2 separate regions of the Homo sapiens genome follow, and region 2 is linked to region 1. The links are chromatin loops, found by intact Hi-C in ENCODE. Cell type or tissue: IMR-90. All regions are shown on one strand. Links, peaks and the distances in the headings refer to the core of each region. The heading gives the core; the rest is flanking DNA.

The links. Peaks named below come from ENCODE experiments on the same cell type or tissue, not always from the same donor. Only the 100,000 strongest peaks of a DNase experiment are listed, where the experiment ranks them.
Region 2: a loop joins it to region 1, with 5 times the contacts of the local background. A loop is called at or near these places in 2 of 110 quality-filtered maps.

The regions. Positions count from the first base shown.
Region 1 is chr1:35,436,938-35,452,495 of GRCh38, reverse strand. It overlaps KIAA0319L (KIAA0319 like), which reads left to right. Exons shown (of 21, transcript NM_024874.5): 13 at 720-868; 14 at 1,987-2,138; 15 at 2,491-2,629; 16 at 4,164-4,323; 17 at 8,193-8,335; 18 at 9,468-9,590; 19 at 10,160-10,250; 20 at 11,358-11,449. Among named protein-coding and RNA genes, the nearest start is that of ZMYM4-AS1, 79 kb to the right of the region's middle. RefSeq lists a silencer at 1,217-1,396. In IMR-90, for the core only: a CTCF peak has its summit at 1,248 (motif pointing left); DNase peaks (open chromatin) are centred at 265 and 1,255; H3K27ac peaks cover 1,572 bases.
Region 2 is chr1:35,634,948-35,651,416 of GRCh38, reverse strand. It overlaps PSMB2 (proteasome 20S subunit beta 2), which reads left to right and starts at 9,891. Exons shown (of 6, transcript NM_002794.5): 1 at 9,891-10,075; 2 at 14,985-15,107. The coding sequence starts at 9,985. RefSeq lists enhancers at 8,986-9,950, 9,703-10,162, 9,951-10,916. In IMR-90, for the core only: no CTCF peak of the experiment used is centred there; a DNase peak (open chromatin) is centred at 13,876; H3K4me3 peaks cover 646 bases; H3K27ac peaks cover 378 bases.

The sequences.
Region 1 (15,558 bases), core at 5-2,504:
GCAGATTTCTCTGGCTTTCCTGTAGTTAAAAGCTCTGGGGCATTTTGATCCTTGAGCAGAGGGCTCTCTGGCTGTGTGCAGCCTGAATGTTGGCACAGAGCTCCCTTGGCTGCTGCAGGCAAGTCTCTGAGGCCACAAGGGGGAAGAAGGGTTGTAGGGTGTCCTAGGTGCTTGATGGCCCCTGTCCAGGAGCTGGAGGGAACTTTGCTTATAGAGTTGCTACAAACAAGATGATTTTGTCCTGAGAGTTCCTCTGCAGTCTTGCCCCATTTCCTTTTCTTTCATCAGGAAGGATTTGGGCACGTGATTAAGAAATGCATTTTGCTTCCTTGCTGGCAAGAGCCAAACCAACTACTGGGCCAGAAATGCTTTTTAGAAACATCACTCTTAAATCATTCTTTTGATCAGAGACTTGCTCAGAGAACTTTCTTCCTTTTACAAACTAGAATGGTAAAGCGTTCAAGTGTTCTAGAAGCTCATATAAAGGATAAGGCTAGAGGTGTTTGAAAGCTATTTGAATTTTCTGACCAGCAGGCAGCCTGTATTTTGAGGCCAAATGACACTTTGTCCAATTGAAATATTTTTAAACATGTCTTGTCAAGGTCTGGGTAACAGTAGTTCGTGTCTTTGCTGAGGGAGTCATTGTCTCCTCCTGCTAAGTTAGGGACAGGACAGCAGCAGACAGGTACAACTCTACCCTCTAGTTTCTTTTTTTGCAGGGGACCTGATGGGGTGCAGCTCGAGAATGCTAACAGCAGTGTTGCTACTGTGACTGGGCTGCAAGTGGGGACCTATGTGTTCACCTTGACTGTCAAAGATGAGAGGAACCTGCAAAGCCAGAGCTCTGTGAATGTCATTGTCAAAGAAGGTACCTCTCTGCCTCCAGTTTGTGTAGCAGCCTCTTAGGGTCAGATAGCTGAAGAATTTATCCTGTCATGTTTGCCTGCAGAAATTGATTAGAGATAGCAAGAGGTGGGTAAGAGGGTTGGGGTGAGGGCAATTGTTATTTTCTTTTCTAAAACAGCCTTTAATTGGACTGTAAGGTGAATTTTAACTTCCCTCCCTCCTCCTGCTTACATCTTCCCTTCCCTCTCATCCCCTTACTTTCTTTTCAGTCCTCCCTCCTTCCCTCCTTACTTTATTTCTCAGTTGAATAGGGAAAGAATTAAGGGTTCTATTCTTTGCATTTTTATTTTGCCCCTCTGCATTGCTGAGACCTGGGCCGTGACTCCTGTTAGCTACAGTGACACCTGCTGTCAGGCTTGAGAATGACGGCCGCACTACAGCTGACTATGCTTGCCCTGAGCCTTTGAGCTGAGGCCAGCCAGAGGCCTTGCTCTAGTTTACAGGCACAGTGACCAGTGAGAGCTGTGGGAGAGGGCCTTAAGTTGAGGGCCTTAAGTTGATAGCAGGAAAAACCATCAGATATGCAGACCTCCAGACATAAGATACCAAGCTGAGTAAATACTGCACAGACATCTGAATATACAGAGCTTCACGTGGGGCTCCGAATAAGAGAGGTAGCTCTTTGTTTTCTCTTGTGAAGTTCCAAGGAAGGGGTCCAAAAAGATATTCAGAGAATAACATTTTAAGATATTTTGAAGGAGAATTTGCAAGATCAGCTAGGTGAAACCTAAACTCCAAGGTTTTAAGCCAGTTTGGGCCGTTATTTCTGATCATCACATACCTCCAAAGCAGAGAAATGGATTCCATTTGGGAAGGCTGCTGGGAGAATATGAGAGGAAAGCACACTCGTCCCCTCTGTTGTACAGTGTTAGGAGAACATTTCTCTGGGTAGGACTGGAACCTCAGGACTGCAGCGCTGGTAGCTTTCATCTACACTGTTGGTTGGTGGCAGGGACAGGCACTTAAAAAGGTTCTCCAGTTAAGGTACTCTTGATGTTTTAATTTCCCCATAAGCATCATGAAGAAACATTTCTTCTTTTCCAGAATGTCACATTATGTCAATGATTTCTTTTTGATTAGAAATAAACAAACCACCTATAGCCAAGATAACTGGGAATGTGGTGATTACCCTACCCACGAGCACAGCAGAGCTGGATGGCTCTAAGTCCTCAGATGACAAGGGAATAGTCAGCTACCTCTGGACTCGAGATGAGGGGAGCCCAGCAGCAGGGGTAAGTGTGCTAGGAGCTGGAGAGCTACACAGGAGTGGGGAGGAGGAGGAGCCACGCGTTCCAGTATATGCTTTAATCAAGTGGTCCCTTATATCAAACCCAGATTGTTCTCTGAAATCCAGGGAGGTGAAGTGACTTGCTTAGGGTCATTCTGTAAGCTAGTATAGCACAGAATGGGTTTCCCTTCCCTGATCCTAGCAGTTGTAGGCTGCAATGCTGTTCCGTATCAGGAACTGCCCAAGGTTGAAACAGTTCAGCCCTGAAGGGCCTAGTTATGGTGAAAGCAGCAACTGACTCCAGGAAAGGAATGGCATTTTGTTCTGTAACATAGCCATGTTGTTCAACCCTACAGGAGGTGTTAAATCACTCTGACCATCACCCTATCCTTTTTCTTTCAAACCTGGTTGAGGGAACCTACACTTTTCACCTGAAAGTGACCGATGCAAAGGGTGAGAGTGACACAGACCGGACCACTGTGGAGGTGAAACCTGGTGAGTTCATTTAGTGATGAGGCTGAGTAGAATTGCTGAATCAGCCAATCAAGGCCTCTATCCTGAGATCCCCTTCCCCGAGCATGGACAGAGCCAGATGGCATGTCCAGCTTTAAAAATAATCGAGAAACCCCAAGCTGAAAAATCCATAGAGACCGTCTGTTCCAATAATACCTCCTACCCATGCAGAAATACAGACCTCCCCCTATTCATCTCAGATGGAGAAACAAACTCAGAGAGGGCAGGACTTGCTCAGTGTCACACAGCAGTTGTGTCAGAGCCAGGCCTTTGTGCTCGTAGTCCAGCACTTTCTCCTCTCCTCGTGACTGATGAGAGAGGGCTCAGAGTGCTTGGGAATCTGAGCATGGGAATAGCTTGAGTCATGATGTCTCATCAGCATCCAGATGCAGAAAACAATTTATTTTTATAAGTTGAGCCTCAGGCCTTGTCTGATAATCCAGGGAAGGTAAAGTAATAGTGCTCTTTACATTTTTCAGCTTTGCAGAAATAAAAATTTTCTTCTTAAATAGAACCATGTTTTTATTTTGCTTTGAGATTAATATGGTGATAGGGAGGCACTGAGTATGGAGGTGGGATAGAGCTGTATAAATTCCTGAGCTTCTGATGAAATGGTATTAACTTTAAACCTACTCTTTATTATCTAGGCCAACCTCATATATGGATGTTTTGGACAGGAAGGGATCTTGGGAGGTCTTCCAGTCCTTGTCCTGCCTCTAGGAAGGACAGTAGCTGAGACACTATAAAATCTCTTTGGTGTTTAAAGTCAGATCACAGATAGTCTACTAATTATGCAAATTATACATCAGAACAGGCAAGTGGTGCATTCAAGTATGTAAATAAGGCATTCCAAACAATCAGTTTGAAATTCCAAATGTAGAACATCTTTAGGACATATTCAAAAGTAAAACATGATAGCCTCACCGTTTTAGAGTTATACAAAGATAGTGCAGCTGTGATGTGGCTCTAAGGAAATCCTTGTGTCTTGGCTGACTGGATTTTCTTTTGTTAACTGTATTTAAACCTGGAGGGACGGATGCATTCCCATTATTGAGGAGGTTGTTGAGATGGACACTTTTCCTCCCATTGTTGTGCACAAAATACAGCGAGGCACTGAAAATCAGATGTGAGTCAGGAGAGATTGCTTAATAACCCCCACTTGGCCTGGATTGCTCAGCACTGCCAGTTGCACAGAGGCTTTTAAAACAAATGTTTAAGTGTTTCTCTCTTCCCCACTCCCGTCATTACTCCCCACCCCTCATTGCATCACTGCTTCAGCCTTATCCCCAGCACATGTGTGGGAATTCTCAGGTTGGTATAGAGAGCAGGAGTGCTTTAGAAGCTTTCTAAGCCAGCCCCAGATTGCCCGATCAGGAATTCACTATTGTCCCTTTCCATTTGAAGGATATCTGAATGTTCTCACTCCTTTCTCTCCTGTGCCAAAGCAAATGCACAGTGGCAGGTCTGTGTTTACTCTCCTACTTCTAAAGCCATGACTGATCCACATGCTTTCCAGATCCCAGGAAAAACAACCTGGTGGAGATCATCTTGGATATCAACGTCAGTCAGCTAACTGAGAGGCTGAAGGGGATGTTCATCCGCCAGATTGGGGTCCTCCTGGGGGTGCTGGATTCCGACATCATTGTGCAAAAGATTCAGCCGTACACGGAGCAGAGGTAGCTGGGCAATGAATGGGGGGAGCAAAGGAAAGACCAGGGGCCCCCGGGCTTCTTGAATGAGCTGAGAAATAGTGTGGTTAGATAGAGAAAGGTGGGCTTTCTGACCAGAAACACTCATGTTGCCTTTTCTTCAATAGACTTCTGTCTTCTAGTGCAGGTGACATGCGCTGTACTAGACACTTCAGCAGGGCTCCAGGGTGTAGGAGGTCAACTATTTTGACAACCACAGTCTAGTAGAGGAGATAAGTAAATATGGAACATTAGTACGGTGTGGGTTTGGTACAACAAGCGGCATTGTGGAACACTGTGGCAAGGACAATGAATTCTTCTAGGAGAGTTGGGGTAGGAGTAATCCAAAGATTTTTCTAGAATAAAGAAAACTTCAACCTGGGCAACATAACAAGACCCCACCTCTACAGAAGATTTAAAAATTAGCCAGGTGCAGTGTGGTTCGCCTGTAGTCCAAGCTATTTGGGAAGCTGAGGCAGGAGAATTACTTGAGCCCAGGGGTTTGAGGCTGCAGTGAGCTCTGATCACACCACTGCACTCCAGCCTGGAAGACAGAGTGAGACTGTCTCAAGAAAAAAAAAAAAAAGAAAAAAAAAGGGGAAAAGGAAACTTATATTGACCAGGCATGGGAGGATGGGGAGGAAATTCAGAACAGGGCAACAGCATTGAGCAATGGCCCTGTGGTATGAAAGTACACAGTTTCTTCCAGAAGAAGTCACTTGGTTCAAGCTTAGTGGCCCCAGGATGTGGTAGAAGACAAGACTGGCAGTGGAGATTGAGAACAGTTATATGCAAGCTGAGGATCTTAGTTTTAATAGTTTGGGTAGGCAGATCCAAGTTGGTTTGTTTTATGTGTGTGAAGTTTTTGTTTTGTTTTTAAAAGCAAGGAATTTCCATAATTTGATTTTTTTTTTTTTTTTTTTAAAGAAAGATCAGTAGTGTGGAAGCTAGTCTAAAATAGGGAGAGACCAAAGGCTGGGAGACCATTCAGGAAGCTTCTGGACTAGTCCAGTGAAAAGGTAATAAAACCTGAATTAAGATAGTGGAAGAAGAGGAGAAGAAATTAAAAGAAATTCAGTGGTAATTCAGTAGTACCTGGCCCTTTACGAATGAAGGTGAGTGAGATAGCAAATGTGAGGCTTTTGGTTTGGATGTCTGGATAGATGGTTCAGGTCATTAACTGAGATTGGGAAGGCAGGCGAAACCAGTATGGATGATTGAATTTGGGGTGTCTTACTGGCTGCGTCAGGAGATGTTCCGTCAGATAGCCACAAGTAAAGGCTGGAACTTGTGGAAGGAAGAGCCCGAGATAGGAGTTACTGCATACAGGCAGGAGCCAAAGCCATGAGAACGGGTGAGTCTCACTAGGAGAGAGCTAAGATGGATAAGGACACAACTCTGAAGGGCATCATTATTTAAGGAGGAGGCAGAGAAAGAAGAGGTAGCAAAAGAAACTAAGAAACAGCAATCAGGTGGGAGGAAAACCAAATGAGAGTAGTCTGCTGGAAGTTAAGGGGTGATCTGGCAAAAGGGGTGCTTCCAAAGGATTCAGATGCTACAGGGATGGAGGTGTGGTGAGAACACAAAGTAGGCCTATGGGTTTGTGATTAGTAGATCAGTGCAACTATAGTGAGAGCATTTTACTTAGATGTTGGAGGCAGAGGACAGATTTCATGGTTTGAGGATACAGAGATGGTCAGTATAACACCTTTTTGAGGAAGTTGGTGCTGAAAATAATATGGGAGGTAGGATTGAAAGAATATCTTTAAAAATTTTTTTTCATTGTGGTCCTTGTGGAACATGAACATCTTTTTAAAATAGGAAGTTTGTGAGCATTTGTATAGACTGAGAGGAAAAGGAGATGGTGGAGATAGGGGATGGGTAATAAATGGAGGCAGATCTGGGGGACCAGCCAAGTTGGAAACATGAGGTGAGAGCAGTGGTTCCCAACTCCAGCCACACAATAGAATCTTGCGGAGGTTGTCTGAACATAACACTGCCCAAGCCTTAGCCCCAGAGATTATAGTTCAGTTGGTCTGGAGTGGGGTCTGGGTACCTAGAATGGAAAAGCTCCCCAGGTGAATTTAATCTACAGTCAGGGCTCACTAGGTCAGAGATAGCACGATTAGGGATAAGTATACTCAGCAGCCTGGGAGTAGGAACAGGGCAAATGGCTGCTTGATTGATCCAAGCTGGCGGGAATTGGCTGGCAAGCAGTGGAAAGATGTTAGCAAGAGTGCTGGTAAGAGCACTGTTGACAGGTTGCTCAGATTCACCAGCACTGCATAGGGGGCATGAGCAAGAGAGAAGCTTCTGGGTTTCCCTGAGCTTCTGGCTTGTACTGGATTGACTTAGTTAAGGAATTCAGGAAGAACATGTGATTGGAAGAAAATAGTATTTTACAGTAGGAAAGAACATGGCCCTTATATTAGACCCAGCTTCTGAGCCCTGCCCTACTAGTGTTAGCTCTGTGGGAAAGTTACTTCACCTCTCTGAACCTGTTTTACTATCTGTGAAAATACTAGTACCTATTTATAGGATTGTTATGAGGATTAAATAAGTTAATGTTTGTATAGTCCCTCACACATAGTGTGCAATTAATGGTTATGAGTTGATTTTGAGACTTGTTGGATTTGAGGTATCTGTTGAAGCTCTGGGGTAGATATTCACACAAGTATTTGCAGATATAGACTGGTCACTCAGGAGAGATGTGGGGAAAGGAGATAAAGATCTGAGGGTTATTGATATATAGACCGAAATTGAAACTGTAAGCATGAATTAGGTAACTGGGAGAAGATAATGGGCAACGGACCACACATCCTTTATGGCAAAAGTTTTTTTTTGTTTGTTTGTTTCTGGAATTGATAATGCCCCATTGTTAATCCCACTGTGCAGCAAGCTTTTAGAAAGTCTGTGGCAGTACTTCTCAGATTTTATGTCATGCATGCCTGGAAAATGATACCATTTATAGGGCACCTTGGGATAAACAGAGAAGGCTGCTTGTATTGGAAGCAACTGGTCCAGGGCCTCTAGGATGCCCAGGTCCCACCCAGCCACACTGCATGATGAGGGGATCAATATCTTGGTCACACCTGTAAACCAGTGTGACTCACTGATTTAGAAGGTTCTAATTGTAAAACTCACATGGAGCTCAAGGGGCAGGCTACTAAAAATTAAGGCTAAGGCATAGAACAGACTTGGTACTACCCAGATGTGAGTTCACATGTGGCCTATCTTGGACAGGAATTGACAATCAGCAAACAGATTCTGGGCATGGAGTAATATAAGTTCATAGCAGCCATACTACAGTGTAAGATCTTTTTGTTGTCATCATAATTGTTTTGGCTATGTTGTGATGCTGTCCAACAATTTACATTAACAAAGCATTGTGGTTTGTCTTTCAAGTAAACTAGTCACAAACCCAGCAGTCTTAGCTGGAAAAAGGTGGACAGCAGGAATGTAGCCATACCAAATCCCCATTTGTCTCATCCTCCAGTTAGATGGAGAGTATGGGTCTTCTTGCTGGAGGAATGGGTTCTTTTGTTAGCTGGGGCAGCTTAGGGCATTTTAAAAAGAACAGACTTTGTAGTCAGACATAACAGGGTTGGGATCTGGCTCTGCCATAATCAACTGTGTGACCTTGGGCAAGTTACTTAACCCCTCTTACAAAGCCCCAGTGTTGTTCTCTGTAAAATGGAGATGACCCTGATAACACCTTTCTCACTGGCTTGTAGTAACAGAATGCATGTAACACTTAGCACAGTGTCTGTCACAAACAGAAGGTACTTAGTAAATGTTAGCTGTTGCTGCAGGTATGGACCGCTTCAGCTCATTAGTACTGTTGCATGTCTCTGCAGCACCAAAATGGTATTTTTTGTTCAAAACGAGCCTCCCCACCAGATCTTCAAAGGCCATGAGGTGGCAGCGATGCTCAAGAGTGAGCTGCGGAAGCAAAAGGCAGACTTTTTGATATTCAGAGCCTTGGAAGTCAACACTGTCAGTGAGTAATTCTGGGAATTTGGGAGCAAGAGCCTACCTAGTGCCTGCAGCTCACCCATTGGTCCTTTCTGTCCTTGGCCTTCATCTTCTTTTCTCTGGGAAGATGGAGATAATCATTCTCTTGCACTACTATTACCATGAAAGAGTCCTGATTCATCACTGGGGATTCTTAACTTGGGGCCCATGGGCCCCTGAGATCGTGTTCAGAAGGCTGTGAGCTTGAGTGGGGAAAAATTTACATCTTTGTTTTCACTAACCTCTGACTGAAACTCACTGTTTACTTCAATGATCAATGTAGGCAACAAACTACAGTAGTATCAACAGAACCTGTGGCTTTGAGGCAATAGAAATCACAAATAATTTCCTATCACATTACATGATGTCATTTTTACTTATCACTACTTCAAAATTATGATAGTTGTTAAACCCACTTCTAGCTCTTGTTGTTTAATGCTTATTTATTTATTTATTTATTTATTTATTTATTTTGAGATAGAGTCTTGCTCTGTTGCCCAGGCTGCAGTGCAGTGGTGTAATCTCAGCTCACTGCAACCTCCGCCCCCCCGGGTTCAAGTGATTCTCCTGCCTCAGCCTCCCAAATAGCTGGGATTACAGGCATGCACCACCACGCCCAGCTGATTTTTATATTTTTAGTAGAGATGGGGTTTCGTCATGTTATCCAGGCTGGTCTTGAACTCCTGACTTCAAGTGATCTGCCTGCCTCGGCCTCCCAAAGTGCTGGGATTATAGGTGTGAGCTACCATGCCCAGCCTGTCTTCTTAAATATTTCAAAAACGTTTAATATAATTATTGCCTTCCTTTGAAGTACTATAGGTATTTTATTTTTCCAATTGTGAGAAGGGGATGTGTGGGACATAAAAGATTAAGAATTGCTGATATAGACAAACAACAAGTGAAGACAGGCTGGAAGTGTCTTTCTAGTGGCCTCCTGACTGCTCCAGTTTTGTCCAGTCGAGATGAGAAAGGCAGGCACCATGCCCAAGGTGGGTCTCGAGGACATTTCACCACATAGCATTAATCTGGGGTGCTTTGGTGCCCTCATGGGCTCTAGGTGCTGCTTGTCACCCCTGGCTGAGTCTTGTTGACTTTCTTCCCTTTGCTGCCACTCTCAGCATGTCAGCTGAACTGTTCCGACCATGGCCACTGTGACTCGTTCACCAAACGCTGTATCTGTGACCCTTTTTGGATGGAGAATTTCATCAAGGTGCAGCTGAGGGATGGAGACAGCAACTGTGGTGAGTTTTCTATGTGGCACAGTGCCAGCCTGTTTGGCGCTGAATGTGGTTCTGCACTGAGTGGGTGGGTGTTGGTGTTTCTGAAGCAGATGAGCAGGCAAGGAGAAGAACTTTGTGTATTTTCTGTTTGCAGAGGACTTTTACTTCCTTCCTCCACACTTGCTCAAGGTTAGAGGAAAGCCCTGAAGCAGTCGTGTAAGAAGAACCAGGCTTAACTCAGATCCAATGCCAGTTACAGCCTAAATCCCACCAGCTGAAAAGCCTCCTGTCTTTTGGAGTGCCTCCGTGCTGTAGCCTAATGGAAGCCCTCGTTTCCCTCTTAAAGCTCTTTTCAGCCTGCACCACTGCTGCAGGGTCTCAGGGCTTGCCAGGAGCAGGGACTGGAAAGCAGGGACATTTCAAAAGGTTTAAAGCTTCAGCTGCCCTTAACTCCAAGGTCTTACCTTCCTGGGGAGCCTGAGGCATTCTTGTCTCCAGAGTGAAGCCACACCTGCCCAAGCTGGGAGCAGCCCAGACCTCCCTCCCAGCCTCTCCCTCCACAGCCCTCACCATTTTGATTTTCTTGGCAGAGTGGAGCGTGTTATATGTTATCATTGCTACCTTTGTCATTGTTGTTGCCTTGGGAATCCTGTCTTGGACTGTGATCTGTTGTTGTAAGAGGTAAGATGGATTTTCCTTTGAAATTCATTCGGGCTTCTTGTCATACATTCGTTCCTCAGAGAGGTATTTGGCACCTTCCACGTGGAAGGACTGGGCTGGGTCCTTAGTCAGCATTAGAGAGTTCTGACCCACCTAAGGCATGCACGGGCAGCTTTGCTCACCCTGAGACTCTCCTGAGGGCAGAGGCACACTCCTTCAGTGAGTGGCAGCCACTGCAGTGATTTGGAACCTGGGAAACATGGCTGGGCGGGAGCAGGGCAAGGTGGGGGAGTGAGCGTGAGGGCCAGGGGTACAGACCCGGATCACATCTGTAAGGTGTGTTTTCTTTAATGCACCACACTGTAGCCTCACCAGCATAGCCCGCGAGTTTTTAATTCTGCCTTCTTTCTAGTTGGGATTCATGAGTGTGCATGTTTCCACACATGCACTTTAGGCTAGCCAGGCTCAGGCGTCCTGTGTTTTTTCATTTGAGTCTTCCTATTGAGTCTTCTAAGATGGAATGGTTACATTTATTTTATGTTTTCATTATTAATAATATTATTTCTGTGTATACTGTGTGCCATAATATTTTTATAGGTAATATCATTTTTAAGACACATAACCTTTTCCCATTTTACAGATAAAAAAACTTAGGCTCAGGAAAGGTACATCACTGTCTGAGGACCAGTTGATAGTGACAGAGCTGAGATTCAACTTTCAGTATAACCTCTTATAAAACTTAGAACTAAAGGAATTTTTAAAAATTCCCACCAGTCTAAGACAACCACCATTACCAACTTTGTTAGTGTAATGCCTGTCTCCTCCCACACCCTTCAAGCAGAGGATTTTGTTTTCTTTACGTTTTTAACCAATCTGTCCTTCATTGCCCCTGTGGGATGGTGAGTCCGTGCCAAGGTGGTCATAGCTCCCTTGCCCTTCTCCAGAATTGCTGAGGAACATTTGAGGAACAAATCACAGTTGCCACCTTTCCTGGCTGAGAAGTGAGGAGAGGACACCCCTCTCAGTAGGTGCCCCACCAAAATAGGGCCCTGCATGCACATCTGGCTCTCATCCTCATCCTCCCAGAGAACCTCTTTCCTGAGCAGGGGTGGGGGTTGTGTTTTTTAGGCAAAAAGGAAAACCCAAGAGGAAAAGCAAGTACAAGATCCTGGATGCCACGGATCAGGAAAGCCTGGAGCTGAAGCCAACCTCCCGAGCAGGTAGGGGCCCTGGGTGCCAGAGCTTCTAGGTCTGTGCACTCTCTCTGTGGAAGGCTGCTGTCACTAGCCCCTCCTGAGTGTGTCACTAACAGCCCACTGTGCTTGCAAAGCATTTTGTTCCCTTTTGCCTGATGAAGACTGAGGGTCAGATTTGCCCTGAGCTGCACTGGACAAAATGCCTCCAGGACCCACTTCGCGTGCTACTTCCGCTTGGCGGGGGTGCTGGGCCTGTTGTTTTCCTTTGCCTGGGCATTCTCCTCATGTTTCCCACCTGGAGTTCCGCTTTTCCAACTGCCCCAGGTAGTCAGGGTCAGGGACCTTGGACTTGTCTCTTACTGCTGACCAGTCTGTGCTTTATGGGCAGAGATGAGACCCAGGCCCGTGTCTGCCAGCTGACCACCTTTCAGCCAGCCTTGTTCTCCTGTCTTCCTATCTTTATCATTTGGCAAGTCCTCAGCTTCTGTCAGTGTCTTAGGGCAGATAGGAGGGCATTTCCTTGCACAAACAGTAAGATGACTTTGAGTGATGGCACTGGGAGATCAGGGCAGGTAGTAGGCCTTCCTTCCTCCGCTGGGCTGGGTCACCTGGCGAGGGTTTCACTCATCATGGATGCCATGGGACAGGTATCATTGGTTTATGAGAGCTAGACTCTATAAAGCGATTCCTAAACACTCTGCAAGTAGAACTATTTTTATATAAAGCATTTATTAAACACTTTTCATGCTTAAAGCTTTGTGTTAGGGAGAGGCTATGGGGGTATAGGGAGTCATCAGACACAGGCTGTGCTCTCAGTCTAGTGAGGGAGAAAAGACACACAGTAGCAGAAGAGAACAGGCTCACAGCAGTCTGGACTCTGCACCAAGCAGCTCGATCCACCAACACTGTCAAGGTGGAGACTGGAGGTGGTGGGGCTTGAAATGAGCCCAGGAAACCAGAGCAGTGAGGGCGGGCGGGGCATTTCACCCAGGAATATTGAGAATGAGGGCCTGGAGGTGAAATGTGCAAAACCCACCCCTCACACTGCAGCCAAGGTTTTTATCATGTTACTCTGATCATGTTTTTCACCCCCTGACATTCTTCAATGACTTACTATTTCTAGCACAAAAAGCTAGAACTTTTGGTCTGGTAGATGTGGCCTTTGTGAGCTTACATCAGTTTGCTTTTCTGGAATCTTTCTCTTTGCTGATCTCCCTCTTTTCTAAACAAGTTCTTCTGGTTCATCCAGTAATCTCTTTCTTTTTTAAAAATGTGGCGACAAGGTCTTGCTCTGTCACCCAGGCTGGAGTGCAGTGGTATAGTCATAGCTCACTGCAACCTCCAGCTCCTGAGCTCAAGTGGTCCTCCTGCTTCAGCCTCCCAAAGCAGCTGGGACTACAGGCATGCACCACCATACCCAGCCCTAGAAAGCTCTTTCTTATCCCTCCCTTAACCTCCTCAAGTTGTGCTCACCTTTCTCTCACATGCCTGGGTCGGCATTTCTCTCGCTGTCTCATGATTAGTTATGTTTGCCTGTCTCCCCACCCATCAGTGAAATCCCTGAGGGCAGGGGCTGTCTCATTCATCTGTGGATATGGAGCGGGACCACTATGTGCCAGGCCCTGTGCCAGACACTGCTTATATTGTGGTGAATCAAACGGACAGACTTCACTCTTGTGTAGCTTATGTCAGACAGACATTAAGCAAACTCACAAATACATAAAATATGCTCATAAAAGGCCTTTATGAAGAAAAACACTTAAGCTGAGACCTGGATAAGTGGGAGCTAGCCAGATAAAGCTGCAGGAAATAGCATTCCAGGCAAAGGAACAAAACTGGTGCAGACCCAGCTGCTAGAAGGAGCAGAGAGCATTTGAGGAGGTAGAAGAAGGTGACATGATGGACAGGTTCACCTTCCCACAGAGTAAGGGGTGAGTGACCCAAGGCTCAATGGATGAGCAGGGTCCCTGCTGAGGACTTCTCTTGAGTACAATGGGGAGCCACTGATAGCTTTTTAAGGGGATGAATGGTGGGATTTGGTTTACATTTATTATTATTTGAGACAGAGTCTCACTCTTATCACCCAGGCAGGAGTGCAGTGGTGCGATCAAGGCCCACTGCAGTCTTGACCTCCTGGGCTCAGGTGATCCTTCCACCTCAGCTTCCTAAGTAGCTGGGACCACAGGCATGCGCCACCATCCCCAGGTTTTTTTGTTGTTGTTGTTGTTGTTTTGTATTTTTGGTAGAGACGGGGTTTCATCATGTTGCCTAGGCTGTTCTTGAACTCCTGGGCTTAAGTGATCTGCCTGCCTTGGTCTCCTAAAGTGCTGGGATTATAGGTGTGAGCCATGGCACCCGGTCTTGGTTTATATTTTAAAAAGACAACTGTGTAGCTGGGCGTGGTGGTGGGTGCCTGTAATCCCAGCTACTCGAGAGGCCAAGGCAGGAGAATTGCTAGAACCTGGGGGTGTGAAGGTTTCAGTGAACTGAGATCACTCCAACCTGGGCAATAAAGCCAGACTCTGTCTCAAAAAAAAAAAAAAAAAAAAAAAAAAGATAACTGTGGCTGACAGATGCAGGGGTTGGAGGGGAAAGGCTAGCTGAAAGGAAGTTAGATAGAATGTCCTTGGGGTTGAGAGGCAGATAGATTCTAGATACATTTTTGAGGAAGACTTGATGAGGTTAGTGGTCTGCTGGCCAAGGCGTGTGGGAGAAGGGAGAAAGGAAGGATGGCTCCCAGCTTCAGCACTGAGCCTCTGTGGGTTGGGTGGTGGTAGTATCCCTGAGATGGGAGAGACTGGAGAAGAAATGGTGGAGATCAAGTGTTTGGTGCAAGACAGTTATGAATGGAGTTGAGGGAATGAGAATGAAAGATTGACAAGGCCCAAATTGTGAAAGTTTGACTATCAGCCTGCAGAGTTAAACATTTATCCTGGTGATGCTGGGAAGCAAAGTCTTGGATAAGCTGGTTTAGGAAAATCAGTCTGGTGACAACATATAATAATTGAAGGGGAGTGGCTACAAGTGTGGAGACCAGCAAGGAGATTTTTGGTCCAAGGAGGAGCTGACAGTGATTCACACAGCGTGGTGTCAGTGGGTTATAGCTAGGTCTGGCAAGGTCAGGGCTGACTTCCAACCGAGAGATGGAGAATGATAGTGCTGTTGACAGAATCAGAACCTCTGATGCAGTGACTGGGTAAGAGAAGATGAATTAAATGGAACTCAGCAGAAGAGTCAGACATGGAACTGTAGAAATAGGAATCTCCCATCTGCTGGTGAGGATCAGCACCACAAAGGGTCACATCCCTTATGGGGGAATGTTGAAGGACAAAAGAAGAGGCCTAGGGTTGAGGACCCCAAGAATGACCATCCAGGAGGGAGGAGGGGATTCATTAGGGGACAGCCGTCGGTGTTTGCTGCTGCAAAGGCCAAAGAATCAGAATTGATAGCACCAGAGAAGCTCCTGGCCCATCAGAGAGCTGCAGTAGAGTGGGGAGTGACAGTGGAAGTGAAAGCGCAGGTGATTTAGAAAGCGCAGTGAGGAGATGAAGGCCCTGAATATTTAAAAATCCTTTTAGAAGCTGAGCAGTGAAAGCTAGAGAAGCAGGATGGCAGGCAGAGGGCAAGGGCCTCCTCTTCCTCAGAGAAGGGCTCATGAACAGATCTGTGGGTGGCAATGTCGAATGCAGGTAGAGGAGTGGTGCGTTGGAGAGGTGCTTCCTGACTGAGGAGGAAGGAGGGAGAAGGGAAGAGAGGAGAGAAAGGGAGCATGGAGTTCAGATGCCTCTTCTGAGGCAGGAGGGGAGAAACGGGCGGTGATGGCCCGGAGAAGTGCCGCGCTGCAGAGGTGAGATTGGATGGGAGCCTGAGCTCAGCACATCGGACATCTTAGGGAGAGGGGAGAGCCATGGGGTGTTCCAGTGGCATCTAGGTGACCAAAACCAACAACGTGCGACCAGGTGAGGGCAGCAGGGCTGGTCTCTTGTGGGCAGTGTCTACCGAAGGGAGCTGGGAGAGCCCGCTCAGGTTCGGTGTGGGTCTGAGCAGGCCGGAAGCACTGGTTCTTGTTCTGGGCTCAGTGGGTTAGCAGGTCCAGCCTAGAGTAGAGTCACTAGGAGGACGAGGAGAATGAG
Region 2 (16,469 bases), core at 12,923-15,422, 190 kb before region 1:
ACATAGCTGAAGGGTGGTGCACTGATAGATCCACTAAAGTCCACACCTTGCACCTAGCAGCTTCACTGGCTTCTCACATTAAATTCATTTTGTCTAGGCATAGCTTCTCCTGCATCCTGGTTGGTCACAATTTCTAAGAAAACTTACAAGAGGAGGGTTTATGGAATGAAATATAGCCCAGGCTGTTGCATTTAGTCCTGAGCTGTAACTGATAGTCATCATCTCCCTCTTCTGCCATTTAGGCTTTCCTTATGAGTTGACCCACACTCTCATTCTCATGTTGTCCTGGTCACCAGATCCTTATCAGGCCATGGTTGCTAAAACTGCCCATTTATAGTTCAACTGGGCATGAGAATACCAAGAGATGTTCCAGCGGATCACCTGAGTGCCAGACAGATTCCCTTCTGCCCTCATTATGCAGCAGCAGTCCTATCTCCTCATGATGATTAGGGTTAATTACCCCTGCCAAATTGCTCATGCACTTTTACCTCTGCCCTCTGGATTTGCTTGAGCTTGATCCAAGATATATCACTTCCATTTTATGATGGATTACAGCTGGGCCCACTTGACATTTATAACTTGGTGGGTTTGTCAGAATCCAACTCAATATGGAAAGATGAAGCTACACGGCCTTTTAATGTGCTATGGTCAGACACTCAGTTTCTACAGGATGATATGTCTTTGAAGTTTGAGGTACAATTCTTCCATTGTAAACTAACAGAACTTTCATTCGGCATTTTCCTCTACCAAAGATACTTCTAGTAACATGTGATCAGCTGAGTCAAATGGCCCAAGCGGCAGGGCTATTTATATTGCAGTCTGCTGCTGCTGCACAGCCCTTTCTTGCTCTGGGCACACTCAAAGCTGGCAGTCTTCCACATGTCAATAGATGAGACTACCACTCAATATCCAAAACAAAAAATACAAAGCCTAATTTATTGCTCACATAAGTATATGCTGGTCAGGCACAGTTTCCTCTAAGAAGAGCAGATTGCTAATCTTAGAGTTTGGGGAAAGCATGGAATTCAAGGACTAGTGGATTTTCAGAGGCATGAGTGGGTTGATATAATCTTTAGAAGTGTGGTTACTCAGGTGAGACAGTTCATTGGTTGACATTCAGAAGTATGTTTACTGGAATGAGTTAAATCCTGACTGGCTTTTAGAAACAAGGAGTTGTCACTGAGTGGTTTGCTTGCAAAAAATTATGGTCACTGATGTGTGTTGTTGATTGATTAAAAGGTTTTAAAACCAGTTCTGGTAATTACTTGTTACTAAGGGCACAGAATTCTCATTTATTGATTAGATGGTTTTAAAACAGACTCTGACTTCATACCATGGCCTCAGAAAACAGTCAGTCTTTTCATAAGAGTGTGGGAATGTTTAACTTCACGATTTTCCCTTTTGGTCTTCATTCAGCCCAGGCTTTCGGAGAGACCAATAAAAATTATCTAGGTATTTACCATTATTGTTGATTTTCTTTGAAGATGAAGGTTCATTTGGAAAGGGCTAATTTTTAGTTCAAGTGTCAATCAACATGTTTTTATCCTGTTTTTGTCTTTGAGTCATATACTGAATCATCTATCAGGGCAGCAACTGTGTAGATGCAGATGACTCTAGAAAACGGACATCAAGCAACTGTGAGAAAATGACTGGAAATATAAGAAGAATCTGAAAGGCACTCTGGACACATGGCGCAAGATTTTTCAGGCCTAAGAAAACATGTTTAAACAACTCCTTGAGTCTACCTTAGATAGCTAGGCTGTGTTTTCTTTTAGCTTATATGTAAATTGTTCCCTTTTACCTGGGCTGTTAATCTAGGTACAATATGAAATCAGAGACTAGATTTTGTGCCTCTATGATGTAATCTCTGAGCCTCTTCGTGAATTTGTTTTTCTATTCTATAAGAGATTCTTGCTTAAGGAATTTAGATATAGCAGCCTGTTAGCTGAGGATCTGCTAAAGCATTTCCTTTTGCTTCTAGTATCTCCTTTACTCTAGGTCTCTACCTTTACCAACAGTAATTTCTTTGGGTAGCATCAAGACATTAAACATATCAGCTCCCAGTTCATATATATACTCTCTGATTTTTAGCAATCTGACATGCCTAGAGAGGGACACATTTCAGTCATTTGAGTTGATTTGGCTTTCGGTCAAGGAATTGAATTCTACAAGAGCATGGACTACTATACTGTAAGAGAATTAATATAGCCTAGAGGAAATACCATAAATGTATACTGTTTATTCCATGTGAATGCAAACTACTTCTGATTCTCCTTCTCGAATGACTCAGAAATAATGCATTATCAGATCAATAGCTGCAAACCATGTACCCAAGATTGTATTATTCTTCTCTAGTAATACCAAACCCAACACGGCAGATGTAATGGGGGGCTATTATTATTATTATTATTATTATTATTTGAGATGGAGTATCACTGTCGCCCAGGCTGGAGTGCAGCGGCCTGATCTCAGCTGATTGCAACCCCTGCCTCCTGGGTTCAAGTGATTCTCCTGCCTCAGCCTCCCGAGTAGCTGGGATTACAGGCATGCACCACCACACTCAGCCAATTTTTGTATTTTTAATAGAGACGAGGTTTCACCATGTTGGCCAGGCTGGTCTCAAACCTCTGACCTCAGGTGATCTGCCTGCCTTGGCCTCCCAAAGTGCTGGGATTACAGGCGTGAGCCACCGCGCCCAGCATGGGGGGCTATTATTTGTAATAATCCATCTAGTCGTTACGTGAGGCAGATTGGTCAGTTAAATTGAGTTATGATGGGACAACCGCCACTGAATCCTTCACATATTTGAAGGTGGCATCAATTTCTATTAATTCCCTAGTATAGTATTATTTTCAAAATAGCTTTATTGAGATATAATTAACATACAAAATATGCACATACAATATTTTGACATATGTATACACCTATGAAACCATAACCATAATCAAGATAATGAACATATCCATCACCCTCCAAAAGTTCCTCATGTCTATTGCATCCTTTCATCTGAACCCTCTCTTCCTCTTCCCTCCCCTGGCAACTACAGATCTTCTTTCATTATAGATTAGTTTGCATTTCTAGAATTTTATATAAATGAAATCGTACAGTGATTTTTGTCTCTTTTCTTCACTCAGCATAATTGAGGCTTATCCATATTGCTGTGTGCAATAGCTCATTCATTTTTATTGCTGAGTAGTATTCCATTGTCTGGATACCACAATGTGTTATTCCGTTGATAGGCATGACTCTCTTTCTCCGTCTTTTCCAGTTTTTTACTATTACAAATAAAACTGTTATGAACATTTATGTAGAAGAGTTGGGTATCTAGTAGGCAGCATATAGTTGGGTCTTCCTTTTTCATTTTACCTGAAAATTTCTGCCATTCAATTGAGGTGTTTGGACCATTTATATTTATGTGATTACTGACATTATCATTGGATTTAAATCTACCATCTTGCTATTTGTTTTCTTTTTTTTTTTTTTTTGAGACAGAGTCTCACTCTGTTGCCCAGGTTGGAGTGCAGTGGCATGATCTCAGCTCACTGCAAGCTCCGCCTCCCAGGTTCACGCCATTCTCCTGCCTCAGCCTCCCCAGTAGCTGGGACTATAGGCACCCGCCACTACACCCAGCTAATTTTTTGTATTTTTAGTAGAGACGGGGTTTCATCATGTTAGCCAGGATGGTCTCGATCTCCTGACCTCATGATCCACCCGCCTTGGCCTCCCAAAGTGCTGGGATTATAGGCATTAGCCACCGAGCCCAGCCACTATTTGTTTTCTATTTGTCTGTTATGCTTTTTCTTTTCTTCCTTTTTTGTCATCTTTTGGATTGAGTATATTATTCCATTTTGTTTTCTGTTAACACATTAGCTATAACCCTTTGTAGTATTATTTTAGTATGTTTGGGGTTTCTTGCATACATCTTTTACTGACTACCTTCAAGTAATGTTATACTACTTTATGTACTGCATGAGAACTTTATAGCAGTTGTATTCCAATTCCTCCCCTCCTGGCCTTTGTGCTTTTGTTATTCTACATTTTACTTTGAAATACATTATAAATCCTACAATATATTTTGTTTTGTTTTGTTTTGTTTTGAGACAGAGTCTCGCTCTGTCGCCCAGGCTGGAGTGCAGTGGCGCAATCTTCGGCTCACTGCAAGCTCTGCCTCCCGGGTTCACGCCATTCTCCTGCCTCAGCCTCCCCAGTAGCTGGGACTACAGGCGCCATCCACCACGACCTGCTAATTTTTTGTATTTTTAGTAGAGACGGGGTTTCACCATGTTAGCCAGGATGGTCTTGATCTCCTGACCTTGTGATCCACCCACCTCGGCCTCCCAAAGTGCTGGGATTACAGGCGTGAGCCACGGTGCCTGGCCTCGCCTGGCTAATTTCTTTTTGTGTTTATGGTAGAGATGGAGTTTTACCGTATTAGCCAGGATGGTCTCGATCTTCTGACCTCGTGATCTGCCCGCCTCAGCCTCCCAAAGTGCTGGGATTACAAGCGTGAGCTACCACGCCCAGCCTACAATATGTTATTTTTGCTTTAAACAATTCTCTTAAAGACATACAAATCTCTCTCTCTCTCTTTCTCTCTCTCCCCCTCCCTCTTTCCCTGCTCCCCCTTCATTCTAAACAGAGTCTTGCTCTGTCGCCAAGGTTAGAGTACAGTAGCACAATCCTAGCTCACTGTAACCTCAAACCTCCTGCCTCAGCCTCCCTTCAAGTAGTAGTAGCTAGGCATACACCACACCAGGTTAATTTTTTTTTTTTTTTAGAGGTGTGATCTTGCTATGTTCCAGGCTGGTCTTGAACTCCTGGCCTCAAGCAATCCTTCTGCCTTGGCCTCCCCAAGTGGTGGTATTACAGTTGTGAGCCACTGTGCCCAGCCTTCACTTTCTTTCTTTAATGAATCAATGGCACTTAGCAATAGCCACCCAATTCTTTGGTCCAGACAATTACTATTTTTCTCATATTTCTCAAGTGTCCAAGAGTTTTCCAGCTACTACATCCCTTTTCACCATAACCCATCCCAGTTAAACACAGGTGAAAGACTGAGCTTTCACCTGCTGTAGCACTGTTACAGGAGGTCGGGAACTATCAATATTCTTTCTACTGCTAGCGTTGGTGTCCTCATCATCCTCTAGGTGGTGAGTGAGCTCACTCCAGAATCCCTTGGAGACTGCTTTCTAGGATGACTTCTGGTGCCAAATGTTTTTTAGTTTGAGTTCCCTAGAAGTGAACCAAAATGAGGATGCTAGTTCAAGTCATTAATTGGGGAAGTATTCTCAGGAGAAGCAGAGTTAGGAAGCAAGATAGGGTAGGGGGAAAAAGCTAAGCACGAACTTGGTCTTGGCTGGAGACCAGCTTTAGACTGATTCCACAGGGAGACTCGGGAGGACAAACTGTATCCCACTTAAATTCAGGGAACTGATTTTTTATTCCTGTGCCAGTCAATCAGTCAATCACTGGCAAGGAGTGGGTACTGGCAAACAGCCTCCTATGCAAGGCGGACTCCTATTTGGCTGAGGAAAATTCTCTGAAGAAAAGGGTAGTTGTGAGTTGTTATCAACCAACATTTATAACAGCTGGGAAATGGGTGCCCAGGTAGGTAAACGGAGTATGGGCAGGGCATCAACAGTATGCAGTACAGTAACTGTCCTGAATGTTTAGGGATGTGCCTCTGATCTCCAGTCTACACTTGTCCCAATCCTATTGTCTAAGCTCACAGGGTCTTTTGAGGGTGAGCTACACTGATGCTTTTATCTCAAGCTTGGGCTTGGGAGTCTTGGCAAGGTTGGTAGCTTCCACATTATGGCCATGTTCCCCAATACTGCAGTCATTCTTCATCACGGTTCTGCCAAACTCTCGCAGAATATGGTTCCTTATACTCATGGAACCAAACAGACCTGCGTCTTTGTCCCATCTCAAGGGAAACACAAAGCAAACCTCTCTTCTGAATGCCTCTTTTATAAATAAGAAAATTGAGGCTCGGGAAGGCTAAACGAATTTTGCAACAAGGCTGAAAAAGGTAAAGCTGGGACCACACTTGGGTGTTGACTTACAGGCCTTCCACTATATCAGGGAGGCAGACTATAGTCCATGAGCCAAGCCCACCTTCCCCCTTCCCCTACCTGTTTTTTAAGCAAAGTTTTATTGGAACACAGCCATGCTCTCTTGTTTATGTATTGTCTATGGCTGCTTTCTCACTGTAATGGCAGTTGTTAGTTGTTAGTAGTTGTTACAGAGAAAGTATGACCTGCAAAGCCAAAAATATTTACTATCTGTAAATATTTTGGCTACATTATGCTACTTCTGTGAACCTCCACAGACTTCTAATTCTAAGACTCAGTTATTCTAAGACTTTAGTTGGAGGAGAGTGACACAGCACAAGCTAGGTCTTGAAAACCTACTTTCTTCTATACTAACAAGAAATGAGGGCAGCTCTAGTGCTACTTAGCTAAAGCAGATTTCAAAAAGTCCTAGGGAGAGCTGGGTGTGGTGTCATGTGACTGTAGTGCAGCTACTTGGGAGGCTGAGGCAGGAGGATCACTTGAACCCAGGATTTTGTCTCAAAAAAATAAAAATAAAAATAAAAAAGCCTGGAAAGAAAGAAGGATGAATCAGCTTAAAAGATAGTCCTTAAAAATAATAATAAAAATACTGTGGATCTTCCAATTCAGAAATCTGCAGCGTTTGTGAATGAATGAATATTGGTATGTACAAAGGAAAAGTCTGGAAGGATACAGACATTCAGTGGGTGGTTACCTTTGGCGGAAGGAAAGGTATTTAACTCTTTGTTTCTTCTATATTGTTTGTGTATGTGTGTATATATAGTATAACTATGTACTTTTTGCAATTAAAAAAACACACAAACACACACAATGAGGATGAGAGAGAGAGAGAGAGAGACCTCCCCCCTCCAAGTGGTATTTAAGAAAACAATCTTTCTAGAGTGATGGATGCAGCTGTGTTCATAGTGGATGGTTGACTTAATGACCTCACTTGCCCCTGGCATCCATCCCATGATTGATAGGCTGCCTCAAACTCCTCAGGCTCTGTGTTCCTTTATGTGCAGGGAGCTGGAAGAAACATTCAGAATAAAGTATTACAATTTCTGCAGAGACAAACGAATTGCATAGTTGTGTTTGGAGATACAACTGCAACTCGTTTCCCATTTCTCAATAAGCTAGTATGAAGACTCAGTTGTGGATGTCAGAAACCCAATCAAGAAATATTTCACCTTTTTTTCAGAATTGCTTCAAGATATAAAGGGATGGCTGTTTTTTTTTCTATTAGAAAAAATACAAATAGTACATGAGCACTGTAAAACATTCAAACAATACCCATGTGTATAAAATAAAAAGTGAAAGTTCTCCCTTCAAATTACACTCACCAGGGTAATAAATGCAAATAATTTGACACTAGAATACCTGTAAACAGGTATTTACAGGTATTCCATTCATATTCAAATATTCATAGTTAAACAAAATGGCATCAGGCTACATATAAAAAAGCATTTTTACTTTCACTTAATGTATCTTGGGCCATGGAATATATAGGTATATTTAGATTCATCTCATTCTTTTTATGGGTGCACAATATTCCACTATGACTGTACTACATTTTTTTTTTTTTTGAGACAGAGTTTTGCCCTTGTTGCCCAGGCTGGAGTGCAGTGGCACGATCTCAGCTCACTGTAACCTCTGTCTCCCAGGTTCAAGCGATTCTCCTGCCTCAACCTCTTGAAGTGGCTGGGATTACAGGCGCCTGCCACCTCGCCCGGCTAATTTTTTGTATTTAGTAGAGACCGGGTTTCACCATGTTGGTCAGGCTGGTCTCGAACTCCTCACCTCACGTGATCCACCTACCTTGGCCTTCCAAAGTGATGGGATTACAGGCATGAGCCACCACACCCGGCCCAACAATGTCTCCACTTTTAGACACGTAAGTTGGTCCTCTTTTGTGTTGTAGTGCTGCAACACTAAATATCTCTCTCTCTTTTTTTTTTTTTTTTGAGAGAGAGTCTTGCTCTGTTGCCCAGGCTGGAGTGTAATGGTGTGATCTTGGCTCACTGCAACCTCTGCCTCCCGGGTTCAAGCGATTCTCTTGCCTTGGCCTCCCCAGTAGCTGGGATTACAGGTGCCGCACCACCACGCCCAGCTAATTTTGGTATTTTTAGTAGAGACGGGGTTTCATCATGTTGGCCAGGCTGGTCTCGAACTCCTGAACTCGTGATCCGCTCGTCTTGGCCTCCCAAAGTGCTAGGATTACTGGCGTGAGCCACTGCCCCTGGCAACACTGAGTATCTCGGTACACAAATATTTGGACTGTGTGTCCAAACATTTCTTTTGGACATATTCAAAAGGTTATGCATATTTAACAGATATTAAAATTGTTCTCTATAAAAAGGTTGTACAACTTAGAACCTTACCCCCAATTTATACTTTCTCATTGTTTCTTATTTCCCATTTTCCTAATTACCATCAAGGTTGAGGATCTTTTCATGTTTATTGGCCATTCGTGTTGCTTCTTTTGTGAATTGTTTTTCTTAGTCTTTGGTCTTTTTTTATTTTTTATTTTTTTTTTTGAGATGGAGTCTCTCTGTTGCACAGGCTGGAGTGGAGGGGCGCTATCTCGGCTCACTGCAATCTCCGCCTCCTAGGTTCAAGCAATTCTCCTGCTTCAGCCTCCGGAGTAGTACAGGCGCCTGCCACCACGCCCAACTAATTTTTTGTATTTTTAGTAGGGACGGGGTTTCACCATATTGGCCAGGCTGTTCTCGAACTCCCGACCTCTTGATCCGCCCCCGTGCCCTGCCGGGTCTTTTAAAAATGGTATTGTCTCACCCGGCTCCCCTCCCATTGGTTTGTAGGAATATCTTTTAAGTTATAGATATTAACTTTTTCCTTTCTTCTGTCTATAAGGTCCAAAATAGTAACTATTTCTACAATTGAAACATTCCCAATTTACATTTACTGTTGAGCATGATAATGACTTTCACCACATAGAGACGTGTAATTTTAGGTAGTCAAATCTGTCAAGTCTTTTCTCATATTGCTTCTGGGTTCCCTGTCAAGCTTAGAAACACATCTCTTCCAAAAATTACAGAAATATTTTTCTACTTTTTCTTCCATGTTTGTATCTCTCTCCCTCTCTTTTTTTTTTTTTTTTTTTTTTTTTTTTTTTTTTTTTTTTTTTTGAGACGGAGTTTCGCTTTTGTTGCCCAGGCTGGAGTGCTCACCGCAACCTCCGCCTCCAGGGATCAAGCGATTCTCTGTCTCAGCCTCCAGAGTAGCTGGGATTACAGGCATGCGCCACCACGCCCAGCTAATTTTGTATTTTTAGTAGAGACGGGGTTTCTCCATATTGGTCAGGCTGGTCTCGAACTCCCAAGCTCAGGTGATCCGCCTGCCTTGGCCTCCCAAAGTGCTGGGATTACAGGCGTGAGCCACTGCGCCCGGCCATGCTTATATCTTTAATCCAACCATATACTATTTTTGTGAAGGATGGAAGTAAGGCTCCCCTCAAGTTAATTTTTCTCCAATCTGGCTTGCAGGAAAGGGGTTTCTGGGGAGATTTTACCGAGCAACGTAGGGAAACGGCTGCCTGGCTACCTACCCCTTTTTGACACCCACACGTGCTCGGCACCTTACATACACTGCGTGATTTTATCCTAAAGCCACTTTTAAAATCTTAGTGTGTAAACAGAGAAACTGGGCGTCACATAAGGCAAGTGACCTGCACAGCCTGCTCCGGAGGAGACCCGTACGATCCCAGAGACAAGCACTGAACATAAGGCACCCGGCGCCGCGCCCGCTTTGCAACCTCTCGCGACAGTTGTACGTCATCCGAGAGCGCCGTGGAAGTCGTGCTGCAGGCGTCGCGCCAATCTTCGCTCTGAGGTGCTGTCTCACCGGTGAGACCTGGAAGCGGGCGAGTCTCGTGCTGTGTCGGACCTGCAGCCCCTGGCCTTCCGCCACCATGGAGTACCTCATCGGTATCCAAGGCCCCGACTATGTTCTTGTCGCCTCCGACCGGGTGGCCGCCAGCAATATTGTCCAGATGAAGGACGGTGAGAGGAAGCAGGGGAGGCCCGGCCAGGCCTGGGGTGTAGGAGCGGCCAGAAGGAGTTTGTCGGGGGTTGAATAAGTACCAGGGAGGATCTGAGAGATGGAAGCCGGCCTGCCCTGCCCGTACTTATTTTATTTATTTATTTATTTTTTCGAGAGGGGTTTCGCTCTTGTTGTCCAGGCCGGAGTGCAATGGCGCGATCTCGGCTTAGCACAGTCTTTGTCTCCCGGGTTCAAGCGATTCTCGTGCCTCAGCCTCCCGAGTAGCTGGGAACAGATATGCGCCACCACGCCTGGCTAATTTTTGTATTATTAGTAGAGATGTGGATTTCTCCATATTGGTCAGGCTGGTCTCGAACTCCCGACCTCAGGAGATCCGCCCGTCTCGGCCTTCCAAAGTGCTGGGATTACAGGCGAAACAGGCAGACAGGTCTGGGACCTTGGCATTTGCTCCTCCAGGGCTCCTGGGTCAGTGCTCTGCTCTGGCCTTCGCTAAATGCTTCTTGCTTGGTGAGAGTTGCCTAAAGGGAATCAGTTTATAAATGTTTAAGCGCCTGCCCAGAGCCTGGCTCTCTAGATCCCCGAATCTCTGATAAGTTTCCTGGTGTCGCTAGTAATGAGGTTAGTTTGTTGGCGGCATAAGGTGGGATCCTGAGGAGAGTGAGACTGTGGGACTGGCTCTCTAGATCCCCGAATCTCTGATAAGTTTCCTGGTGTCGCTAGTAATGAGGTTAGTTTGTTGGCGGCATAAGGTGGGATCCTGGGGAGAGTGAGACTGTGGGACCAGAAGCTTGGCATTTTCCTTCTTCCCGTGGCTCCCGATTCTTCTTTTCCAGTTTTCCAGAGCAATGGCTGCCAGGTTTTCCTTATATTTAAGTAGTTAATGGAGTTAAGAGATTGGAGCCCTGTCATTTATTTGCCTTATGAGTTTGTATAAGTTATTTTGCAGTGCCCAGATTTCCTCATCTTTAAGATTAGCAATACCAAACTCACAAACTTGTCGGGAGGATTTAGTAAATGAGTTATGTGCAAATCCTTAGCACTAGGCAGGTACTTAATAATACTAAGTGTACGTAGGTGCCCAAACATATTTGTCAAATGACCATTAAGTCATCTGAACCAAAGCTTAATACTTTTTCAACAGTAGCACGTCTTTGATCAGTTAAGGAAAACAAACTTAGATTCTGCAGAAAAACAACCAAAATCTTCTTAAAATTATGTATTGAGTAATTTAGTATAGATAGTATAGTATAGTATAGTATAGTATAGTATAGTATAGTATATTATAGTACTTAGGGGCAAAATGTCTGGACTCACTGCATAGGTTGAACCCAGGTTCTGCCACTTGTGACCTTAAGCAAATTTCTCTAACTCCGTGCCCTAGAGCTAACATCTATAAGGTGGTAATGTAATAGCACCTATCTCAAAAGGTTAATGAATTAATGTAAATCACTTAACATAGCACCTTATACTTTATGAAATTCTATGATTAGTTTGTAGAAGTTTTGTTTGTAAGCCAGTCCTTCCAAAGGAGTGAATTTGTTTTGAGAGTAAATTTGTCCATTATTTTGAATACTAAGGTCTTTGACAAGCAAGTGATTTTAACATTAAGTCATGTCTAGGTAGAACAATAATCATTATCTTTACAGGTCTTTTGTTTCATCCCAAATGTATGTGAAATCACATTGAAAAGTAGAATGTGCTTTAAGCCTACTTATGTACACAGTACTTTTAGTCATTATAGGGGATGCAGTATATTACTTATAACCCATAGAAGAGTCCAAGACATTAAGAAAACAAGGAAATAAATGCTGCAAGATGATTTTATATAATAAAAGAAGTATTACTAGTTAGTAGTAGGTTGGTTTTTAAATTAATGAGTTCAAGAGCAAATCCTAAGAGTAATAAAAGAAAGATAACTATGGTATGGGAGAAAGATGAATTTGAGTTAGTTCTTGAAAAATAATTGGAAATAGTTGCACTCTGCACATTCCAATTTTCCCTATAGTCTTTTCTGGTATAAAACAAATTATAATAGAAATTTTAGTATTGTATGATGACTTTTTTATTTATTTTATTTATTTATTTTTGAGACAGAGTCTCGCTCTGTCACCCAGGCTGGAGTGCAATGGCGCGATCTCGGCTCACTGCAACCTCCACCTCCTGGGTTCAAGCGATTCTCCTGCCTCGGCCTTCCAAGTAGCTGGGATTACAGGCGCCCGTCACCATGCCCAGCTAATTTTTGTATTTTTAGTAGAAACGGGGTTTCACCAGTTTGGCCAGGCTGGTCTCAAACTCCTGACCTCAGGTGATCCACCTGCCTCCGCCTCCCAAAGTGCTGGGATTACAGGCGTGAGCCACCGTGCCCAGCCGTCTGATGACTTTTTTCTAATCATTCATTTCACGATGGAGCTTGTTTAGAGTAGGCAAGAATGCTGAAAAAATAGTAACCTTCTGGGACTCCTTTCTCCAAGTATAAAATGATAATACAACTTCCAATCAATTGTCCAGTATGTCACTTTGTAAAAACATTTTGATACTATAGAGTAGACATTTGCTGAGGATTGCCACCTTATTAAGTGGTATAACTTTTGGTTTGCTTATATGCCGCATTTCATGTCTCTTTTCTCTTGGCCTATGTAGAATTGCTTTTAAGTTACTCGGAGTACTCCAGCCCACACAGAATTCTCTCTTTTCTGAATTCCTATAGCATGTATAATCCGAACTACATTATCTAACACTGAGTATCATAATATTGGACATGTATAGAATTCATTAGTTTTTCTCACTTGTGAGTTAGACAGGGGTAAGTCATATTATTAACATTTCACACATTTGGAAATAACATTTCACACATCTGGAAACTGGGGCTTAGAGAGGACAAGTAATTTGCCGAAGTTCAGAGTGCCAAGTCCACATCATAACCAAGGTCTCTTGGATTCTAGTTCAGTTGGTTTTCCACAGTATGACATGCTAATGTTGTTCATTTTGTTGGCCATTTGTTTCATGTATGTGGATCTCGTAAGTTCCTCGTCAAGAATCAGAAATTCCCCAGAGCTACACAGGCAGTTTCCTGTACAACTCAGGGGTCTCTAAGTATCTATCTCTTGTGTTTTTATTAAATATGTTGCCCTCTGCTACTCATTGGACATATTCAGTGTTTAAAAAACATTTTTGGCCTTGTATTAAGCTAATTTTAAAGTTGAACAGGTTACTGCCTAGGATTTTAGCCTTTCTTCTAAGTGTGACATAAGTTCTTTGTAAACAAGCTCCCCCTTCAAATAAAAATATCTTTTTTCTTATTATAAAAATAATGCGAACTTATTGAATAATGCTTTCTTATAAAAGTGAGGCATGTTAAGTATAGAAGTTTTAGGAAAAACCAACAAGCAAAAGAAGGAAACGAAAACTGCCCATACTCTTACCACTGGCAAGCACTTAGAATATACCCTTCTGCTCCTTTTTCTTTGCATAGATAATATAAGTGAATGTTTTTCGTTTATTAACAAGTTTGCAAACTAACAATCTTTAAATCTAGCCTGCATAACAAATAAAAGTGTGTTTGTTTAGGAGTTTTGAGGCAATTTGATATTATCTACAGGTGCATTTTGTGTGTTTTTTCCCTCCAAGTCTAAGAAGCCATATTACTGGTATCTACAACTCTGAAACACTTGTAAAGTATTTGACAGTAGCATTTTGTTCTTTAAATCCTATTAAAGGATTTTGGCATTTCAGAAGCTTTCAAACAGGAAACGTGTCTCCCAGGGAGGATTATTCAGCACTATTTGAAAAATGAAAAGTGAAAGTGAAAGTGAGATAGGAAGATTTAGGCCTTTTCTGAAGCTGCAGACTGAATGTGGAGTTTTCTTCCTTAGGCAATAACTGTAACCTGAATATTTATTTATCTGTCTAATCTGAATGACTCTGGTTCAGCTAGATAAGATTAGAGTATTAGGATTTTTGTGAGGTATTTTAAATAGCTTACTGTCAAAATATTCACTAGAATTTTTGCTTTGGCAATCATTTTAATTTTCTCTTTTTCTTTGGAAGTGGAATTTGTTTACTTTTTAAAGTGATTAATATTCTCAGTTGATTTTCTATTCTTTCTTGAAATGGTTCCTTAATTTTAATTATAGCACCAGTCCTTTTCATATATGCTTTTGTATGTGTATAAATATAATAACTAACATTTGTAGTTGTGGAAACATTTTAGGGCTTTGTTATCATGAGCCTAAAGATAATCGCCATTGGCTGGATTCCTTCAGTTTCTTCTGTCGTTCTGTTCCTTGCATTTCAAATGCCTTTAAATGCTTTAAATTGTATTTTCAATTGGTAGCTTTCATGTATATTCTCCAACCGAAATTGGCATTACACAATATGCTGATGGTTTAACATGAAGAGTGAAAGAGAAAAATTGATACCATTACCTATTAAAATCTTCTAAAAGCAATAATTAGTTAAATTATTCAATATACAGTCGTCCCTTGGTATCTGTAGGGATTGGTTCCAGAACCCCTGCAGATACCCAAATCCATAGATGCTTAAAGTCCATTATATACATGGTATAGTATTTGCATATTACCTATGCAGGTACTCCTGTGTACTTCAAATCATCTCTAGATTATTTATAATACTTAATATGACATAAGTGCTATGTAAATAGTTGTTATACCATATTGTTTAGGGAATAATGACCAGAAAAAAAGTCAGTACATGTTCAGGATAGATGCAAGCATCCATTTTTTTTTTTTTCTGAATAATTTTGATCCATAGTTTGTTGAATTGTGGATTCAGAATCCATGTATATGGAAGGCCAACTGTAGTAATTAATAAACCTGTTTATGGTTACATAAATAATGACGGTCAATGTCTGTTAAGGCAGTTTCTAACACAGTTTTCTTCTTTGAGCAGATCATGACAAGATGTTTAAGATGAGTGAAAAGATATTACTCCTGTGTGTTGGAGAGGCTGGAGACACTGTACAGTTTGCAGAATATATTCAGAAAAACGTGCAACTTTATAAGATGCGAAATGGTGGGTAAGACTTACAGTTTTAGTTGGCATATGAGTTTACTAGGGCTGCCATTACTAAAGTCACAGACTGGGTGGCTTAAACAACAGAAATGTATTTTCTCACAGTTCTAGATGTTAGAAGTCAAAGATTAAGGTGTTGGCAGCGTTGATTTCTGAGGCCTCTCTCCTTGGCTTGCAGATAGCCATCTTCTCCCTGTGTCTTCACGTGATTTTTCTCTTTGTACTATATCCAAATTTTCTCTTCTAAGAATACCAGTCATGTTGAATTAGGAACTCATTTTAATTTAATAACCTCTTAAGGATCCCTTCTCCAAATACAGTCACATACTAAAGTACTAGGGATTAAGACTTCAACATATGAATTTTTGGTGGACAAAATTCAGCCTATAACAATTGGTTTGTCTTTAAATTTGAACTGAAAAATAATATTCTTTAAGACTTATGTGGTCATATTTTCTTTTTTTTTTTTTTTTTTTTTTTTGAGACGGAGTCTCGCTCTGTTGCCCAGGCTGGAGTGCAATGGCGCGATCTCTGCTTACTGCAACCTCCGCCTCCCAGGTTCAAGCGATTCTCCTGTCTCAGCCTCCTGAGTAGCTGGGACTACAGGCACGCACCACCACGTCCAGCTAATTTTTGTATTTTTAGTAGAGACAGGGTTTCACCACGTTGACCAGGATGGTCTCCATCTCTTGACCTTGTGATCTGCCCACCTCGGCCTCCCAAAGTGCTGGGATTACAGGCGTGAGCCACCACGCCCAGCCCATATTTTCATTAGAGTTTTCTGTGTTTAAGAAGTTGTCTAGACCCTAAAGATTCTAATCCTTCATAAAAGATTTTCTACAAAAATCCTAGAGCAGAGAACTGTTGTAACACTGATAGCTGATAGATAAAACTAACACCATCGGCCTGGTATGATGGCTCATGCCTGTAATCCCAGCAATTGGGGAGGACAAGGTGGGAGGATCACTTGAGACCAGGAGTTTAAGACTAGCCTGAGCAATGTAGTGACACCTCATCTCTACAAAAAAAAAAAAAATTTTTTTTTTTTTTGAGATGGAGTTTCACTCTTGTTGTCCAGGCTGGAGTGCAGTGGCACAATCTCGGCTCACCGCAACCTCTGCCTTCCAGGTTCAAGCAATCCTCCTGCCTCAGCCTCCCAAGTAGCTGGGATTACAGGCATGTGCCACCACGCCTGGCTAATTTTGTATTTTTAGTAGAGACAGGGTTTCTCCATGTTGGTCAGGCTGGTCTCAAACTCATGACCTCAGATGATCTGCCCACCTCGGCCTCCCAAAGTTCTGGGATTACAGGTGTGAGCCACCACGCCCGGCCTTCTACAAAAAAGTTTTTAAAAATTAGCTG